Regions from separate parts of the Homo sapiens genome. Here regions 1 and 2 are each linked to region 3. The links are chromatin contacts, found by Hi-C or POLR2A ChIA-PET in ENCODE. All regions are on one chromosome and are shown on one strand. The core of a region is the stretch at or near the end of the contact, and the rest is flanking DNA. Distances in the headings are between cores, read along the strand shown.

What was found. Hi-C counts contacts between places; a loop is a spot of excess contacts on that map. ChIA-PET counts read pairs that join two places held with the same protein, here RNA polymerase II (POLR2A). Pooled maps may share reads with other maps.
Region 1: a loop to region 3 is called in a pooled map, with 12 times the contacts of the local background. The contact joins the promoter of COPZ1 here to the promoter of ATF7-NPFF in region 3. A Hi-C loop is called at or near these places in 1 of 168 maps with a recorded cell type or tissue (posterior vena cava), 1 of 37 single-sample maps with no recorded cell type and 7 of 50 pooled maps.
Region 2: a loop to region 3 is called in a map of CD4-positive, alpha-beta T cell, with 4 times the contacts of the local background. The contact joins the promoter of TNS2-AS1 here to the promoter of ATF7-NPFF in region 3. A Hi-C loop is called at or near these places in 1 of 168 maps with a recorded cell type or tissue (CD4-positive, alpha-beta T cell) and 8 of 50 pooled maps. POLR2A ChIA-PET finds 5 or more read pairs at or near these places in 1 of 52 experiments (OCI-LY7).

What each region holds. Positions count from the first base shown.
Region 1 is chr12:54,323,713-54,326,412 of GRCh38, forward strand. It overlaps COPZ1 (coat protein complex I subunit zeta 1), which reads left to right and starts at 1,419. Exons shown (of 9, transcript NM_016057.3): 1 at 1,419-1,469. The coding sequence starts at 1,452.
Region 2 is chr12:53,053,141-53,055,840 of GRCh38, forward strand. It overlaps TNS2-AS1 (TNS2 antisense RNA 1), which reads right to left and starts at 1,298. Exons shown (of 4, transcript NR_033854.1): 1 at 1,181-1,298; 2 at 256-434. It overlaps TNS2 (tensin 2), which reads left to right. Exons shown (of 29, transcript NM_170754.4): 4 at 271-309; 5 at 634-672; 6 at 825-874; 7 at 1,130-1,301; 8 at 2,046-2,096; 9 at 2,428-2,550; 10 at 2,641-2,700. RefSeq lists an enhancer at 341-580.
Region 3 is chr12:53,624,988-53,627,687 of GRCh38, forward strand. ATF7-NPFF (ATF7-NPFF readthrough) reads right to left here and starts at 1,395. Exons shown (of 15, transcript NR_159377.1): 1 at 1,292-1,395. It overlaps ATF7 (activating transcription factor 7), which reads right to left and starts at 1,395. Exons shown (of 12, transcript NM_006856.3): 1 at 1,292-1,395. RefSeq lists an enhancer at 1,252-1,321.

The DNA of each region.
Region 1 (2,700 bases), core at 169-2,668, 700 kb after region 3:
TCTCCTTTTCTTTTCTCTTCTCTTCTCCTTTTCTTTTCTTTTCTTTTTTTTTTGAGATGGAATTTCGCTCTTGTTGCCCAGGCTGGAGTGCAATGACGAGATCTCGCCTCACCTCAACCTCCGCCTCCCAGGTTCAAGTGAGTCTCCTGGTTCAGCCTCCCGAGTAGCTGGGATTACAGGCATGTTCCACCACGCCCGGCTAATTTTGTATATATGTATATTTTTTGAGACGGAGTCTCGCTCTGTCACCCAGGTTGGAGTGCAGTGGCGCGATCTCAGCTCACTGCAAACTCCGCCTCCTGGGTTCACGCCATTGTCCTGCCTCAGCCTCCAGAGTAGCAGGGACTACAGGCGCCCGCCACCCACGCCCGGCTAATTTTTTGTATTTTTAGTAGAGACGGGGTTTCACTATGTTAGTCAGGATGGTCTTGATCTCCTGATCTCGTGATCCGCCCGCCTCGGCCTCCCAAAGTACTGGGATTACAGGTGTGAGCCATCACGCTCGGCCTGTATTTTTTTTTTTTAGTAGAGACGGGGTTTCTCCATGTTGGTCAGGTTGGTTTCAAACTCCCGACCTCAGATGATCCGCTCGCCTCGGCCTCCCAAAGTGCTGGGATTACAGGCTTGAGCCACCGCGCCCAGGCACAACGGCTTGTTTCTATTGGAAAACCCCAGAATTTACTCCCTATAACCCCTCTCTTATTCTAATCCCATCCCTTTCCCCGTTTGTCCCGCAAACCCCATCTCCAAAGCCGATTTCACGTTGAGCTCAAGTTGGCCTTTACAAACTGACTTCTCATGTTCCTCAGGCCCAGCAAAGCCTGGAACTCCACCTTAGGGAGATTGTTATTGCGACTATCAACTCCTGGCAGCCTTGGTTTATGTAGTTAACATGTTGGGCCTTTCTTGGCTCTACTCTATGGTTGTGCAGACTTTCTGTGAGGATGCTGAAGTGACCTGAGCGAGCATGAGGGAAGGGCTAGCCACAGAGATCATGGACCTAATGCGGGCGCTGAAAATAGGGATTAGGGCAGGATTCCGGTTAGAAAGCGCCAGTGTTAAAGGCTAAGGAGACACAGCGCCCCCTAAAGAGGGTGCGGTTTAAAAATCGCTAAATCAGTCCGACAATATCACGTGTCCTCGGCCCTACCAATTGAAAATTAACAATCGCTTCTTCTGTTCCCCATGGAAACAACCCCGCCCCACTAACCCTCCCGCCCCAATGAGTCGTGAGGTTTTGGCGTTTTATTGAGTATTCAAGCTGACAATCAAACACCTGAGCCTTCTGGTTGGACACTTTGCTTCCGGTAAGCAAGCTAGTACAATAATTGGCCAATAAAGCAAGCCTTACCCAATGATCCTTATCCTAGGCGGGGCCTAATGGGAACGTATGGCCAATCAGCGGCGGCGTTTCTTTTGCGGCTCCACGTCGGCACCAGCTGCGGGGCAAGATGGAGGCGCTGATTTTGGTAGGAGCTGGAGGGGCAGCAGAGATGCTGTGGTGTCCACAGGGGCCGGGAGTCAGGGTTCAGCCCGAGTGGGAGACGGGGAAAGAGAGTTCCGGGTAATTCTTGGGGACTGAGCGTTCTGCTGACCTTTGGAATAAGTGTGTGGCCTAGTGTAGGAGCTAAAGCCTTGGTTTAGAGTAGGAAGCCCTGCCGGGGAGAGGGCATAGAGTCGGTGGAAAGTTGAAGGCAGCACATGGACTCCTTAGGATACACAGACCTGTAGGCGTACTGGATTAGGACCCTTCAGGTTGCCCCTTATTTTTAGCATTGTGGATGATACCCTGATTTTAATTTACCAAACCACCAAACTCGCCCCATATTGTAAGAAAAGAATACAGATGTTTTGTCGTTACAGACTCCTCCTGATGGTTTCCCAAGTTTGACTCTCCATTGCCGATTCCCTGCCACATTCCTTCAGGAAACTGTTTTGTCTTCGGTTTCCTGTTAATCCCTATTATATAGGTTTGTCAAATAATCAGTATTCCATCAAAGTTCTGGGATACCTGATAAAGTTAGCATGGATTGTGGAATATTTTTTCTAGACTCCTTATTCTGTTCTCCTTTTCTCTACCCATTTAGACCTTAGGAATTCTTTTTTTTTTTTTTTTTTTTTGAGACCGAGCCTTGCTCTGTCACCCAGGCTGGAGTGCGCACGTGGCGCGATCTTGGCTCACTGCAATCTCCACCTCCCGGGTTCAAGCTATTCTCTTGCCTCAGCCTCCCGCGTAGTTGGGACTATAGGCGCGTGCCACCACGCCCGGCTATTTTTTTTGTATTTTTAGTAGAGACGTGGTTTCACCATGTTGGCCAGGCTGGTTTCGAACTCCTGACCTCAAGTGATCCGCCCGCCTCGGCCTCCCAAAGTGCTAGGATTACAGGCTTGAACCACCGCGCCTGGCCAGGAATTATTATTATTATTATTATTATTATTATTTTTGAGACGGAGTCTCACTCTGTCGCCCAGGCTGGAGTGCAGTGGTACGATCTCGGCTCACTGCAAGCTCCGCCTCCCGGGTTCACGCCATTCTTCTGCCTCAGCCTCCGGAGTGGCTGGGACTACAGGCGCTCGCCACCACTCCCGGCTAATTTTTTGTATTTTTTAGTAGAGACGGAGTTTCACCGTGTTAGCCAGGATGGTCTCGATCTCCTGACCTCGTAATCCACCCGCCTCGGCCTCCCAAAGTGCTGGGAT
Region 2 (2,700 bases), core at 48-2,547, 570 kb before region 3:
TCTATATATAACTCCTGCCCTACAGCTGGATGAATGGGGGTCTGTGTGGGCTGGGGGCTGAGCGCCAAGAGCAACAAGTGGGGGGCCTGGGGGGTGGGGGACCAAGAGGCCAGAGGGGAGGTGCCCTTAAATAGCGCAACCTCAGCTGGAGCCTGTGCCCATCCACTGAAGGCCCCTCCACCTTCCTCCTGAAGCTGAGGGGCTGCCCCATCCTCAAGCCCACGAGAGCCCTTCACCAGGAGCTCAGTTCCTTACTCGGTCCCCTTCCAGGTGACTTCAGCCTGTCAGGCCTTGCCTCCCGTGGAGTTGGTGAGTGCGCTCTGGGATGGGGTGGGGAGGGCAAGGAACCTGGCCATGGTGTCCAGAGGTCTGGTGGCTCCAGAGAGGGCCCCCAGGAGATGACCTTGAACGGAGTGCTGTGGGTATTGCTCATCCTATGAGGAAAGAAAAAACTGTCTGAGTCCTCTGCTGATCTTGTGCCCTTGGGCCTGCTGGGGGTAGGACTCCTCTCCCCTTATCCAGTACAGCCTTCAAAAGGACACTGACATTCCCTTCCCCTGTCCCCAAGGCCCACATTGGTCCTTGCCCCTGCTGTAACTAACCACTCCCTTTTCCTCCCCCATCTCCCTCTAGCGGCGAAACACGGCCCCAGTCAGGCGCATAGAGCACCTGGTAAGGTGATGCTGGAGCAGGAGGGGGAAGCAGGTAGCTTTGGGAGTAAGGATCTAGATTTCCTGAAGACAAAAAGGGCATGGCTCTGGAGTGGGCAGTCTAGAGTAGGGGGTACCCAAAGAGATGTCTAGACACTGTCTGTTAACCACCAGGGATCCACCAAATCTCTGAACCACTCAAAGCAGCGCAGCACTCTGCCCAGGTAAGTGAGGGTGCTGGGGTGGTCCCACGTGACCCCCTTTCCGCCGGCCCCACACCTCAGCCCAGGGCACTGCCCCGCAACAGAGCTCCCCGGGACAGCCCCCCACCCCCAAAGCGGTATTCTCCCTCCAGACCGATCCACCCACCCTCAGGACCCAGCAGGCTTCACCTGCTGCCCAACAGACAGCCTTCCCGTCACACTAGCCACCTCCGGGTGCCCCGCCCCTGCGTTCATGCGTAGGCTCCTCCTCCCCAGGAGCTTCAGCCTGGACCCGCTCATGGAGCGGCGCTGGGACTTAGACCTCACCTACGTGACGGAGCGCATCTTGGCCGCCGCCTTCCCCGCGCGGCCCGATGAACAGCGGCACCGGGGCCACCTGCGCGAGCTGGCCCATGTGCTGCAATCCAAGCACCGGGACAAGTACCTGGTGAGGGGCGGGGCCATCAGGAGTCCGCCAATGAGAGGGATGTAGGGTCCAGATGGGCGAGGCTAATCACTGACGTCACCAGCGGAGGCGAGGCCGCCAGGGGGCGGGACCAGAGTGGTGGGGTGGGGGCGGGGCCCGGAGCGCGGCCTGGAGCGGAGCGGAGAATCCTGGAACGCTGGCGACTTGGCTGTGACTGGCTAGGCCGGGCCTTAGCTACCTTTTTATTTTCTTTATTTATTTACCTTTTTTTTGAGACGGGGTCTCACTTTGTTGCCCAGGCTGGAGTGCAGTGGCACGATCTCACCTCACTGCAACCTCCTCCACCCGGGCTCAAGCGATTCTCCCACCTCAGCCTCAGTAGCTAGGATTACAGGCGTGCGTCACTCACGCCCAGCCAATTTTTTTTTTTTTTTTTTTTTTTTTTTGTATTTTTTGTAGAGACGGGGTTTCGCCATGTTGGCCAGGCTGGTCTCAAGACTCCAGGGCTCAAGCGATCCACACCCGGCAAATTGTTGTAATTTTAGTAGAGATGAGGTTTCACCATGTTGGCCAGGCTGGTCTCGAACTCCTGACCTCAGGTGACCCGCCCGCCTTGGTCTCCCAAAGTGCTGGGGTTATAGGCGTGAGTTACTGCGACCGGCCTGCACCTTATTTTAGAGGAAGATTCTTACTTAGGATCCACCTCCACCTCGTGCCTCATTGCCGGAGATCATTTCTGTCTAAAGCCCTCCCCCTTTATTTCAGCTCTTCAACCTTTCAGAGAAAAGGCATGACCTGACCCGCTTAAACCCCAAGGTATGAAGGAAATGGCCTGCCCAACCATTAAACCAAGCCACCCCAACCCCAGAAGCCCCCAGCTTCCTCGTTATTAATAGTAGCAATTGGCATCTACTTCACTCTTAAGCACTTTCCCACTCTCCCATGATATATTACTGGAGACACCCCAAAACGTGATGCAGCAGGTATCAGCCCATTGTATGGATAAGGAAAGTGCCGAGGCTATCATGGACAACCAGCAGACCCCCAGCCTTGCCCCCGGACCCCTATGCCCTGTCCCCTTTCCACCCTGCCCATCTCTCTCTGTTGGTGGCCCCCGGCCCCAGTTGCACCCCTGCATTCTCCCCAGGTTCAAGACTTCGGCTGGCCTGAGCTGCATGCTCCACCCCTGGACAAGCTGTGCTCCATCTGCAAAGCCATGGAGACATGGCTCAGTGCTGACCCACAGCACGTGGTCGTACTATACTGCAAGGTGGGCCAGGACCTCGGGTTCCCTGGTGCCTGGAGGTTCCAGGTCAGCCTGGAGCTCCCAGACCCTCATCCCTGTCTCTCTGTCTGTCAGGGAAACAAGGGCAAGCTTGGGGTCATCGTTTCTGCCTACATGCACTACAGCAAGATCTCT
Region 3 (2,700 bases), core at 145-2,644:
GACTCATGTGAGCTTGCTGAGAAAACTCTGCACACCCCCTACACACCTGTACTTAATATGACATGACCCTCAGAGATACTAAAACACCCTCTGTTAAGCAGAAAACAAACTTTTAAAGTTAGGAAAGTAGCAACGCGGGAATCTGGGTAGGAGGTGCCCTGGGTTGTAAACACCCCAGTCAGAGAACATAACAAGCAATTCAGAGCAACATATTAAGTCCCTATGGGGCTCCAACTTGGACTGCTTAAGTCCCAAGACCACATCCTGGTGTCTGGGAAGAGTTTGGGTAATAGAAGAGAGGGAGAAGGAAAATCAGAGAAGCGATGAAAGCGTTCTATTTTTCTCCTTCTCAACCCCCATCCCAGCATCTTGGAGGCTGGTCACCAGTCTGGGTGCCATATCCACCAGAAGCCCTAAATCAATATCCCAACCACCTGATACCTAGGCTAAAGACATGTGTATATCAGCCATCTCCTTCCCAAACACCTCTTATCGCTCTCAAGGCTCATATCCTTCCAGAAGCCATGCCTTATGGCGACTCAGCTCACCCATACTGTCCTCTTAAATTAATTCACTTAATTTTCTCCAAATCCATACTTTCTCTCTGATATCATGTCCCTGATGTTCTTTTAATTAATTCAATCAAAATGCCATGACCCTCATTTCCAATAATCCACCCCATCTATCTTTTCTGCCAAACCCAACGGGGTGTTGTGTCACCAGATCAAGATCTTTGTTCTCATCTACTCATTCCTACCTCCTTCCTATTACCCTTTTCCAATTCCAAGCTCCTAATCCCACTCTTTGGGAAGCCCTGGGTTTCTAACTTAGTTTAGTATCCCTCCTCTTTCTCCCATTCCACCCCATCCCATGATCCTTCCATTAGGCTCCACTAGACTACCCTTCCCTCAGGATTCAATTCCCCTCTCCTTGCCACGCCCTGTGCCCCCCGGGGCTACTTACACCAAGTTCTCCCCACACTTCAAGCCTCTGGCCCCGCCTTCCCCCCAAAGGAAGGAGGCGGGAGTAGGGAGAGAAGGGCGGCGCTCGGCAACGTAAAAGCGATCTCCCATTAGCGCTCATCGCCGCCAATCGAGGCTTCCTTCTCTCCCATTGGTCGGCTTTGGCCTATGCCCCACCCTCTTCCTCAGACAGGGCCCGGCCACCGCCTCAGCGCCCCCGTCCAACACAGACTGGGAGGGGAGACCCCAGCCTGGAACGCTGGGACTGGCCAGAGTTGAAAGGGAGACTCCCGTCAGATCATGGACTAGCTAATGTTAAAAGGACTTACCGGCTGGTAGCTCCGTTGCCTCCCGCCTGCCCGCGCTCGGTCCTACAATCTGTCTCCAGCTCCTCCTTTCCCCCCTTGGCGGAACGGATACTTTCCTCCCGTCCGGCCAGGCGCGCTCAACTCTCGCGAGAAGTCATGGGTCCGCGGGGGAAGGGCGAGATCCGTGGGGGCTGAGTTGGAAAGCGGCCGAGAGGCGGGGGCTCCGGGAAAAGAAGGGGCCGGGCTTACTGTGGGCAGGGCTGGGGAGGGAGACTGAGCGAGTACTGTCCACACAGGTCACACGTGTTCGGCTGCAGAATCTAGCGGGAGAAAGAAAGGAAAAAGGAGAGAGGATCTTTACAGGTGCCTGTAGTGGTGGTTACTACTATCTTTCAGAGTCATCGCTTCCTTAACGGCAAAGTAATTTAAAATACCCTTAGCGCTAGAAATGAAGTCCATGTACGGACAAAGCAATCCACCCGCACAGCAATTCTAACACTACCATTTTACTAGCCCTATTGCCTTGGGTGAAAACCTTCTCTGAGTCTCTGTACAATGGGACTAACAATCTCATTTTATTCAAATAGTTGTAATGATCAAATGAGATACATGAAACTGCTTGGGGATTTTTTAAAATCACTATATTATTCAGCAAATATTTTCACAAAACGTAGGGCATACTACATGCAAAGCATTGTTCTGCAGTCGAATGCTCTATCCCTGAGCTATACCCCCCGTGCAAAGCATTGTTCTAAGCATGGGGTTAAGGAGTTACCAACCCAGGTAGAATTTATATTTGAGTGAGGAAGGGGAGACAGTTAAAAAGCCAATAAACACAAATATTTCAAATAGTGAAAAGCGCTTCAGGATAGTGAGACAGAAGGTGACTAGGAGTGGGGAAGAAGCTTTACTCCTAGTGTTTGAGAGAAGACCTCTTTGAGGAAGTAACACACCAGGAGTTGAATTATGACCTGGGAAGATTTCGGGGGAAATATCAAATGCAAAGTCTATAGTCTTACATTTATATGTCTTGTTCAAGACAAACCAGGAAAAGAAAAAAGAAAAACAAAAAACAGGCTGGGTGCAGTGGCTCACGTCTGTAATCCCAACACTGCTAGGCCGAGGCAAGAGGATCGCCTGAGCCCAGGAATTTGAGACCAGCCTGGGCAACATGGCGAAAACTCAGCTCTACGAAAAAATATAAAATTAGCCGGGCATGGTGGCCTGCACCTGTAGTAGCTATTCGGGGGGCTAAGTGGGAAGATCGCTTGAGCCCAGGAGGTTGAGGTGGCAGTGAGCCCACATCAGGCCACTGCACTCCAGCCTGGACAACAGAGTGAAACCCTGTCTCGATAAATAAATAAAATAAATAATTTTCTTAAAATTTAACGAATTGTAGTTGACTTAAAATATTATCTATGGAATCTCTG